3 separate regions of the Homo sapiens genome follow, and all the other regions are linked to region 2. Evidence: chromatin contacts called from ENCODE Hi-C or POLR2A ChIA-PET data. All regions are on one chromosome and are shown on one strand. Each heading gives the region's core, a stretch centred on a gene start or an enhancer-like site at or near the end of the contact. The rest is flanking DNA. Distances are from core to core; before and after follow the strand shown.

Region 1 (3,668 bases), core at 202-2,701, 480 kb before region 2:
AGTTTTCCTTTCCAGCTCAGGATAGGCTTCCACTTCCCAGTCTGCTTTGGTTAGGTGTGGCCACATGCCTTGCCTTGGCCAGTGAAGTGAACAGAAGTGAGGTGCATCACTTCCTGGAAGAAGCCATAAGAACCGGCAGGTGAGTGCAGTGGTTGAAGGATAGAAGTGTTCTCTGCACTCTTAAGCCTGGGTCATACTGTCAAGACAACACAAAGAGCATCTCTGCTAAACCGCAGTGGACATGGAGAGAAAGTGAGAGATAAGCTTTGCTCAAATAAGCCAGAGAGTTTTTGAGTTGTTGCCACAGTATAACCTAGCCTATATGGATTGAAACTCTCTGGTTTTCCCTTCAAACTCTAGAGAAAAAATATATTCTTGGTTACAGTGCAGTAGCTATTTGGATACAATAATTTTAAATGACTATTTTGTGTGTGTGTGTGTGTGTGTGTGTAATGTATTATATGTTAGCATCGAGGGATTTAAGCGAAATAGATTTATATAAATTCCACTTACATTTCTTTTAAAATAGGGTTTATTTCCACTTCACACAGAAGAAATCAACATATCAAAATTACTAGCATATATATGTTTTATTTTTTGTTGTTGTTTGAGGGAGTCCACTGTGATGCCGATGTTAGGACTCTGAACTGCAGGCCTGGTATAATCATTAGGTAATGTTCCCTCTCACTGACAGCCTTACCCAGAATGGTGCCTTGTGAAGCAAAGGAGCTTCCTAAGAGAAGATAACGCGCTGAGCCATGCCCATGGCCTTTGCCTCCCATGAGAAAATAGTCTTCCCTAAGCCCTATTGTGATGTTCCAGTTATAAACAATGGTGCTTAGTACATAGAAGGTCTAAAATGATATTTATTGAATAGATGAGTGGAAGCAGTGCACTGTTCTCCAAATGTCTGGACTCTTTCATGTTTGCATTTTAAAAATAGATGCTGTTGTTTTGTAGATTTGTTTAAAAACATCTTGGTATTAAGACTGACATCTATTCTTTTATAACACTTTACATGTGGTCATGTACCCACAGATTTAGGCTGTTTTATTTTATAGTTTTCACTACAGTTTATTTCACCTGATTATTTCATTTGGGTCTCTAAAATCACATTATGAAATACCTTAATTATTTAAATTAGGAACAGATTAATTATCTCCAGTGTACAAACTCAAATTAATTTCATTATAAACCTGAAGTTTAAATTGATTAATCTTGGAGTGTTTAAGGAATAAAATGGGTTTTTCTTCATCCTTAAGGAGAAAGGCATATTTGATTTGATGAGTCTCTCTTCATCACACCAGTTATGATACTAGGCACAAGATATTTGCAAGAAAACTTCAGATGGATTTTATAAACCAGCCAGAAACCTGTGTGTCTGGGGCTTCTGGGGGAACAATCTGTGAGTCATTTTAAAAAACAAACACACTCATAATCACGGTGCATGTTGTTACCATGGTAATTAGGCCTGTTGAGTTGGCTTGCTTATGTTCCTGCAAAAGCAAGAGGGGGAGAGAAACTGAGAATTCAGAGCTTTGACTATTAGCTTCAATTTGCCTACTGCAGGAGAGAGTGAAGGGGTTTCTCAAGAATGCACTGGCACAGTCATTCTGAGAGGGAAGTGAAGAAACCCTGGCATCCTGCCTTTGTTATTGAATATAGGTTAGCCATATTAGTGTTGGATATTGTGGTTCACAAGGGAGAAAAGGATCATTTGGCATTCTCTTGGGAAAAAGGGGAAAAATAGTTTCTTTCTCTGATATATGACTTCATGTAAGTCTCTAAGGTCAACCTTGTGGAGTGTCTTGTGTGCCTATGCACAAGGTTTTAATGATCCTCTAAAAGGCACCAAATGCTGCTGATGAACATTATTGCAGGTTTAAATGATCTCAGCATATTATTCTAATCTGGTTAGAGGCTAGTTTTAATGAGGCCATTGTTTCAGATCTGATTCCCAAGTAAGCAAGATATCTTTTCTCTGTTTTATGGACTAGGTACGACTCCTTTATCTTGGACAGTCATCTTGTAATGCAGGCCTGTGGGATACAAAGGAGACCAGGGAGGTTATGTGAGCTCTGCCAAATCTATTACTACTCCAGGGGAAAATAAAACCAAATTCTTGGGCTAGTGGAATTACTGTAGGAGAAATCCAGTATGATTCCATGTGAAGAACCAATAGCACCCTTAAATTAAAGGTATGAGTGTACACACAAATCTGTTTTTAAGACTGTTTCTAAATTCACTTTAAGAAGCCTGGGGCCAGGCACAGTGGCTCACGCCTGTAATCCCAGCACTTTGGAAGGCTGAGGTGGGGCGGATCACGAGGTCAGGAGATCAAGACCATCCTGGCTAACGGTGAAACCCCTTCTCTACTAAAAATACAAAAAATTAGCCGGGCGTGGTGGTGGGCGCCTGTACTCCCAGCTACTTGGGAAGCTGAGGCAGGAGAATGGCGTGAACCCGTGAGGAGGAGGTTGCAGTTAGCCAAGATTGTGCCACTGCACTCCAGCCTGGGTGACAGAGCGAGACTCTGTCTCAAAAAAAAAAAAAAAAAACAGTCTGGCTGGGTGTATTTGGCTTACGCCTGTAATCTCAGCACTTTAGGAGGTTGAGGCAGAAGGATTGCTTGACCCCTGAGTTTGAGACCAGCTTGGGCAACGTAGAGACACCCTGTCTCTACAGAAAATAAAAAAAATTAGCTGGGCGTTGTGGTGCACACCTGTGGTCCCAGCTACTACTTGGGAGGCTGATGCAGGAGGATTGCTTGAGCCCAGGAAATTGAGGCTGCAGTGAGCCACGTTCACACCACTGCATTCTAGCGTGGGTGACAGAGCAAGACTCTGTCTCAAAAAAAAAAAAGTCGGGTATCCTCTGAAATGAATAATTATAATGCATTGACTAAAGTTTTACTGCTTAGAATATGCCTCAATCAGATTTTAAAGCAGAACTTTTTAAACTATAGATTTCGTTTTTCCTCTCATATGTGGAAAGAAGATACATGTTTCCCAAACTTTATTCTATATTTAATTTTCTTAACATTAGTAAACAAAACTTAACTTAGTTTTTTTCTGATCATCAAAGTAATTCATACTGATTATTGAAAAATGTGGAAATTATTGAAAATTTGAAAGAAAAAATAAAAATGGCTCCATCTGTTAATTAAATTGTTAGTTGAACTGCATGTAACAGTGGCCTGATTTCACAGTGGCTAACATAAGTTAGAAGTTACTTCTTTTTAATGTAACAATCCGGACGTGGATGGCCCAGGACTGGTAAGGTAGCTGTGCTCCACAAGATCATGCAGGGAGCCAGGCTCCTTCTATCCTGTTTTTCTATCATTCCTATGAGGTTTCTCTTGCTTTCATTGTCTAAGGTGGCTTGTCACAAAGGCTCTGCTATAACCGGCAGGATGGAAGAAGTTGGAAGGGGAGGCCCTGACCCAGAAGTTACACATACCACTTTTGATGCTGTACCATTGAATTTTGTCACATGACTGCATACCTAGCAGCAAGGGAGGTTGGGGAAAGTAGCTATTATTGATATGTAGGTGCTTAGCTTAGAATTCTATTAAAACCATGGAAGAAGACGAGAGCAGATGTTGGGGTATATCTAGCAATTTCTGCCACTTTTGTTATTCTGTTGAACAGAGGAAATATATTGTTTAG
Region 2 (3,594 bases), core at 183-2,682:
TAAAAGCTCAAGGAGGAACAGTGATGACAGGTTCCAATAAAATGAAAAGTTCCAGTAGCAAGCCATTCCTGCATTTCTGCTCTTGGATGCCATGACACACTCTTATACTCCTGTAAGAAGCCTTTTGGGCAACAGCTGCCTGAGCGCTCTGTTGACATGAATTCTGAAGACTTATTGGAATGTCATGATGAGTGAATGAATGTCTGCCAGGGCACCAAACAAGGAGAGCTATCTCATATGTGTCACAAATTCGCCATCCTTGCTCAGGATTAGAAGTTGTAGAATTAGTATGGCTGGGTGTAAAGAATCATTTTGTTCATTATAAAAAGGGGGCTTAAACTATGAACATTTAAATCCTTGTTAATAGTACCAGAACCTTAATTAAGGGCTATTTGCCTCAGGAGCCTGTCTGTAATCTCAGGAGCTGAGAGTAGGTAGGCCACATGTTACCATGCACTAGATGCATAGCACTTAGGAAAAAAATCAACTTGATGATTTTGCTACATAACACCTCTCCCTTTGAACAAAACAGTTGCTGTTTGGGGTCCCAGATCACAAACCTTTGAACAAAACAGTTGCTGTTCAGAATCACTGATCACGGACCTTAGGATCGCATCATACGGCTCCTCCTAAGTAGCATGGCCACAGGCAGGAGGCAATCTGTCTCACTAGGCAAAGCATTTTTCCATGTCAGAGCATTTGCTCACAAGAGAAGGCCATTGGTTTCAGCAACCCAAAGTTTTCTTTCTGTCAGTTTTGTTTAGTGCCCTGTGCCAGGAGCTCACTTATGCCTGTATCCTTGGCTCAATTTAATAGGGAATTCTGCCCTGAGTGACACTTAATAACCTCAGTAACCGCTAGCTCCAGTGTTCTCAGTGACTTCATAGTGCTGAAATTACATCGTCACATTCACACCAGCTAGAAACAAAGATAAGCCCAAGATGGCACAGAATTCATGAGGAGCCGAAGGGTGAGCTGGAGGGTATGGCTACGTTTTTTAAACGGCATCAAGAACTCAACCTGTCTCTCAGAATCAGTGAGAGCACTTAAAAGGAGAGGAGCCAGACTAAATAACTCACCAGGCAGACCTCCTCTGCTTAACTGCCTTGAAGTTTTCCCTTCCTGAAGAATTCTTTCCTCTCTGAAGATTTAAGGAGGCACATGTGATCTAATCCCCCACACTAGCTTCTAAACCCTGTAGAATGAGTGTTTACAAAGTAGAATCTTTTACTAGATATTGTAAGAGAGATGTCTGTGTGTGTTTTGCCAAGAAATTAAAATCCAGTCTTTGCCAAGGAGCATAAATATACTTGGCAGAATCCAGAGGCTCAGTAGCAAAGATAAAAGTAATTGTTCCCTTCAGCCAATTGCTCACACTTATTACAAAACATTTATCTTCCCCCAGGGTGGATTTTCTCCTCTGATGCCGTCTGGCCCAGGAGGACATCATCCTCCGCCCTGGAGGGCCCATGAGATGCTCAGGGCCACATCAGTACATTTCTATGCAGCTCCAGATAGGTACAACCCACAGAGTACAATTACTGACCTGAAACATTTCATCTCTCAGGGATGTGATATTTTCCCCTCCAGTAATGATCAACTTTTAAGAAAGACATTTATATTTTAACTATGTCATTCTTTCCAGTGCTTTAAAACCTGATTTGATTTTCTTCAGCTCTCTGGGCTTTATATAAATGTCAGTAAACTGAATGGGCTGTCAACACCTAGATTAATGATTGGCTAACAGGAGATTTCTTGGTTTTATATTCAGTGAAGCAACTCAGGGACTGTAAGCACTGTGGTGCTTTTACGATTTTTCCCTTAACCCTTTTATGCCCCTAAAGACGTATCACCCTGGGAGAAAAACAACCACAGTGGTCTGATTCTGAGTAAAACCTCTCTGTTCTTCCTTTTCCTGTGCGGTGTGCCCCAAACCAACTAATTATCAGAAAACTAAAATGTTGATACACCCAAATTTAAACTGGTTAAAACTTTTTAACACAATTTGAAGGTCAAAACAAGTCTAACATTTCAACAAAAACTTGTGCCATCATCAGTAACTAAAATTTAATAATACTTGGCAGTGAATTCAATTTACTCTGTGTACTTGACAATACTACAGCTGCGTTTCTTTCTAAAATAGCCTCTAAAACGTTTCAAATAACGCAATTGCTCATTTGTTTAGAACTATAGTTGTTTGTGTACTTATCTTACTTTTCTCTTGAATTGTGTGTTCCTGGAAGGGAGACACTTCAAAGCATTGCACAAGGAAACCAAACATGCATCAGACATAATCCCTGTCGTTCAGGACTTGAAAACACAAGAGATGAGAACTTCACACAAACAGCCATCCCCATCTTCTAATGGTCCTCTTCTTTTTCTCCTTGCACCCCACTGCTACACTTGCAAAAAACACAAACATTGCTTATTATTTATTAAGTGGCTCTTTTCAAAAACTTCTACAAAAAAAGCCGTCCCTCCAGATCCTTTTGAAAAAGAGTAATCCACATTATAAATCATTCCTATAAATCATCATAATAACATATAATGAGGTTACTATTTGGGATTTTTTGAGCAGAGAGGTAGAGTAGAAAGAGCAAAGAAGGAAGTCTCTTCAGAGAATGACTAAAGTAAGCCATTTGGCAATGTTGTTAACATTGTAGCTCACATTTTATATAAAAGCTAGACACTACAGATTTTAGATTATAAATTATTTTTAAAAATCAAACATCCTGGGGAAATGTTTTTAATACATTAATAATATTATTGTCAAGGTCTTTTCCCACAAAACCACAAATAAAAGAGTATAAAGGTCAGGTGTGGTGGCTCACGCCTGTAATCCCAGCACTTTGGGAGGCCGAGATGGGTGGATCACCTGAGGTCAGGAGTTCGAGACCAGCCTGACCAACATGGAGAAACCCTGTCTGTACTAAAAATATAAAAATTAGCCGGGTGTGGTGGCGCATGGCTGTAATCCCAGCTACTCGGGAGGCTAAGGCAGGAGAATCACTTGAACCCGGGAGGCGGAGGTTGCAGTAAGCCAAGATCGTGCCATTACACTTCAGCCTGGACAACAAAAGTGCAACTGTCACATAAAAAAATAAAAAGGTATAAGATGCATGGTTTTGCACATTTCATGGCCTGACAAGTAGTTATACAAACCAGAATTTCTTTTAATAAACCAAGAAAGTCAAATTTATTCCAGGAAAAAAAAGTAAGATGCAAACAAGTCAAAATCTATCACTAAGATTTTTAGATAATAAAGACACTTAAGAGTAACTATTTTCCACCTTCTTTAGCAAACTTAGTAAATCAAAACTTGGATTTACACAAACAATAACCTATGAAGTGCCTTGATAATATATGAAGTGAGGCCACACGCAGTGGCTCATGCCTGTAATGCCAGCACTTTGGGAAGCCAAGGCAGAAGGATTGCTTCAGCCCAGGAGTTCGAGACCAGACTAGGCAACATGGTGAAACTCTGTCTCTATAAAAAATATAAAAATTAGCTAGGCATAGTGCCGTGTGCCTACAGTCCTAGCTACTTGGGAGGCTGAGGTGGGAGGATCAATTAAGCTGGGAGGTCGAGGCTGC
Region 3 (3,513 bases), core at 977-3,476, 340 kb after region 2:
GCCTTCCAGCCTACATCTTTCTCCCATGCTGGATGCTTCCTGCCCTCAAATACCAAACTCCAAGTTCTTCAGTTTCGGAACTCAGACTGGCTCTCCTTGCTCCTCAGCCTGCAGACAGCCTATTGCGGGACCTTGTGATCATGTGAATTAATACTTAATAAACTCCCTTTATATATATATTCCATTGGTTCTATCCCTCTAGAGAACCCGGACTAATACAGACCGGGTCTCCAAGCTGGTCTCGAACTCCTGGGCTCACTCCATCCTGCCACCTCAGTGTCCCAAGTAGCTGAGACCACAGGCGCACACCATCACACCCAGCTTTTTTCTTTTTTTAATTTTTTTTGTAGAGACGGGGGTTTCACTATGTTGCCCGTGCTGGTCTTGAACTCCTGGACTCAAGAGATCCTCCCACCTCAGCCTCCCAAAGTGCTGGGATTACAGGCTGGAGCCACCACACCCAGCCCAATTTACTATTTTTCAAGGTTGAGTCTGAAAAGAAACACAGATAGCCACTCTCGTTCTAAAAGAAAAAGAAAGGGGTTTAACAGAATTTTATGTTAGGGAAGTATTTGAATATGAGGGTATTGTGAAAGAGGAAAAGTTTAATCACTAGTTAGAAGAAAAAGAAAATAAATGCAAAGAATTTAAAGTTCTATTTTAAGCAGAACTCCAAAAAGGTTATTAAGGAAAAAAAAAGTAAAAGTTGAAGAGTTCAACATGTACTTTTATTCCAGTATCCAAATCTCCAGAATGTAGCTGAAAATGTTACATTGGACATCTTCTTTCCGTAAAGAATATTTTATTTTAAAGTCACTTATTTCTATCTTATTTTTTAAATGTTTAATCTCGGTGTTGCGTTATATTTCTAATCAGAAGAAAAATGACCCTTTTCCTTTTAAGTACTTGATTGTGTGTCCTTTGTAATGATTGAAGGTAAAGGACTTTTCAATGTCTCAGTTGTAAAGTAGCAATTTTCTTTCAACTTCCCTTAGTTTCCTAGATAACACTCACCTCAACTCCCAAATCACTCAGCAAAACAACAAAATCCAAGAATGTAAAGTAGTGAAAGAGAAACCTTTCATAATATTTAAATGCATCTTTCCTTTGACATGGTATCATGCCCCTAAACACATAAAATGGTATTTCTGATAATAAATTAATAGCAAAATCCACTTAGGAATAACATGGATGCCTAACCCTTAATTTTGTATAAAACGTAATTTTTATCAACAGAGTCAACCAAAAAGTGGCTTTGACAAGAGTAATCACATTGAAATACTAGATACTGAAGATAATGGAAAACTGTAAGTTTCTCTCAATTTTTTGCTCAAGAAACCACATCTCTTACAGAAGGAAATGATCATAATCCGCTTGTAATTAAACTTGTGCACTGAAGAATAAGGACCTTCCTCCCAATTCGTACCAGCTTAACGGGTGTCACGATAAGAGAATCTCATTACATTCGAGAAAAAGAGCACACAGGACCAGAAACCAGAGGGCAACTGCAGTCCCAAAGACATCAGGTAGTTGGGCTTACACACAGAAAAACCGCAAGCAGCCATTCTTCCGCCTAACATCGAAATCTGAGATCAGCCCACAAACGTCTTAGCCAGAAAGGCTGGCGAAATGCACGCAGCACAGGTACTGGGTACACAAGTTCCTGGTCAAGAGAGAAGTGAGAAAGATCCAGGTTCTGTGAAAATAGCAAATACTGGCAGGGCATTATACACTGTGCACACTCTCCCCGGGCAGATAAGACCAACAAAGATGCATAAACCCACTCAACCGCGTGCACCCAACCCCTCTCCTGGTCCGAGGCACCGGAGGGCGCGGCGACGTCCAGGCTGCCGTGGAGGCCCGGTCCACGCCAAGCCAGACTCAGTCCCGGCCACCGGGCAGCAGCACCGGAGTCTCATTCCCGGTGGGAAGAGATGCAAGGACGCACCCCCAGCCGCTCACCCGCCAGGGCGTGCGGGACAGTGCACGCCGCGGAGGGCGCCGGGACCCTCAGCACCAACGCGCACATCGCTCACCTGGCAGAAGCACCTCTGTGCCGCTGTCTCCGGGGGCTGCTCCTCTCCGTGGCCCGAGCTGAGCAGCCACACGGCGCCCAGGAGGCCAAACAAGAATCCCCAGCCGCGGCCCATTGCAGCTCCGGCAGCTTGTCGCCCCACGCTTGGGAGGCCAGTCCGCACGCTCGGTCGCGGGCCGTGCGCCCTCAGATGAAGCCCGTGCGGGCCGGCCCCAGCGGCGCCCCACCTCCGGGCCGCCTCCCAGGCCCGCCTCGGCCCTCCTGCCTCTCAGCGATCGCCACCTCGCGACCCAGCCTGTGGACGTGCCGCGGCGCCCGCGCCGGCAGCCCGGGGCCTCGGACCGGTTCCTTCCCGCCGCGTGAGGCTGACGCACCGACCAGCTTCCCGGCTCGGCCCCGCCCGGTCCGCTGCGCCCGCGCCCGTCCCCGCCCCCGGCTCCCTGACGCCCCCGGCCTGGAGACGCAACCCGACGCGCACAACCCCAGACCCTGCGCGGGAGTCGGGGGTCCTTCCAGTTCCCAGAGCGAGAGCGAAAGCCGGAGGGGCCTGTGTTTTCCTGCGGGGTTGGGGGGCGGGGGGTGCCCGCCCCGCGCCGCCCCGCCCAGCCCCAGCCCGCTCACTCCCGGCCAATCCTTCCGTATCTCAATGCGAGACAATCAAATCGTACGAATTACGTGTCCACCGTGTTCCCGGCGGAGTCTTAAAGCTGAAAGGGATATTAGAGAGCATCTAGACCAGGGCAGCATATGTCATTTATATTTTTAGTAGCCACAGCAAAAGAGTAAAAATAACAGGTACATTTTATTTTTAAAATATTTTTATTTAACCCCGAATGTGCAAAATATTATTTCAAAATATAACCAACATTAAATTTATTCATAAGATATTTGACTTTTTTTGTCTTTGAAATCCAGTGTGTATTCGATGCGAACTAGACCCATTTCATAGTCAAATGTGGCTGGCTAGTGCCCACTGTATTAGACAGCGAGGGTGGAAGCCACCCGCTCATATCATAGGAAGAAACAGGCCTAGAGAAGTGAGGTAAGGTGAGCAAGGATTGGAGGTCCTCTGATACCCAGTCCTGGTCTTTTAACATTCAGAGTTGGGACTAGTCTATCCGCTTTTTTTTTTTCCAGACAGGGTCTCCCTGGGTCACCCAGGCTGGCCTGCAATGATGCGATCGCAGCTCACTGCAACCTCGAACTCCTGGGCTCAAGCGATCCTCCCACCTAAGCCTCCTGAGTAGCATGAACTACAGGCGTGCGCCACCACGCCTGGCTAATTTTATTTTTAGTAGAAACGAGGTTTCACCATGTTGCCCAGGCTGGTCTCAAACTCCTCAAGAGCGATTCTCCCGCCTCAGCCTCCCAAAGTGCTGGGATTACTTTTTTTTTTTTTTTCGAGGCGGAGTCTCGCTCTGTCGCCCAGGCTGGAGTGCAGTGGCGTCATCTTGGCTTACTGCAATCTCTGCCTCCCA

What was found. Hi-C counts contacts between places; a loop is a spot of excess contacts on that map. ChIA-PET counts read pairs that join two places held with the same protein, here RNA polymerase II (POLR2A). Pooled maps may share reads with other maps.
Region 1: a loop to region 2 is called in a pooled map, with 6 times the contacts of the local background. The contact joins two enhancer-like sites. A Hi-C loop is called at or near these places in 1 of 168 maps with a recorded cell type or tissue (naive thymus-derived CD4-positive, alpha-beta T cell) and 6 of 50 pooled maps. POLR2A ChIA-PET finds 5 or more read pairs at or near these places in 1 of 52 experiments (T-cell).
Region 3: a loop to region 2 is called in a pooled map, with 4 times the contacts of the local background. The contact joins the promoter of ERO1A here to the enhancer-like site in region 2. A Hi-C loop is called at or near these places in 5 of 50 pooled maps. POLR2A ChIA-PET finds 5 or more read pairs at or near these places in 2 of 52 experiments (T-cell and activated CD8-positive, alpha-beta memory T cell).

What each region holds. Positions count from the first base shown.
Region 1 is chr14:51,871,885-51,875,552 of GRCh38, forward strand. All of the region lies in intron 1 of GNG2 (G protein subunit gamma 2), which reads left to right. Among named protein-coding and RNA genes, the nearest start is that of GNG2, 13 kb to the left of the region's middle. Within about 2 kb of position 1,452, at least 5 of the 41 ENCODE cell types and tissues checked have a DNase peak (open chromatin) inside an H3K27ac peak, as active enhancers do.
Region 2 is chr14:52,350,504-52,354,097 of GRCh38, forward strand. No RefSeq gene overlaps it. Among named protein-coding and RNA genes, the nearest start is that of PTGER2, 38 kb to the left of the region's middle. Within about 2 kb of position 1,433, at least 7 of the 41 ENCODE cell types and tissues checked have a DNase peak (open chromatin) inside an H3K27ac peak, as active enhancers do.
Region 3 is chr14:52,693,332-52,696,844 of GRCh38, forward strand. It overlaps ERO1A (endoplasmic reticulum oxidoreductase 1 alpha), which reads right to left and starts at 2,227. Exons shown (of 16, transcript NM_014584.3): 1 at 2,037-2,227. The coding sequence starts at 2,150. RefSeq lists enhancers at 1,752-2,253, 1,859-1,908 and a silencer at 2,159-2,698.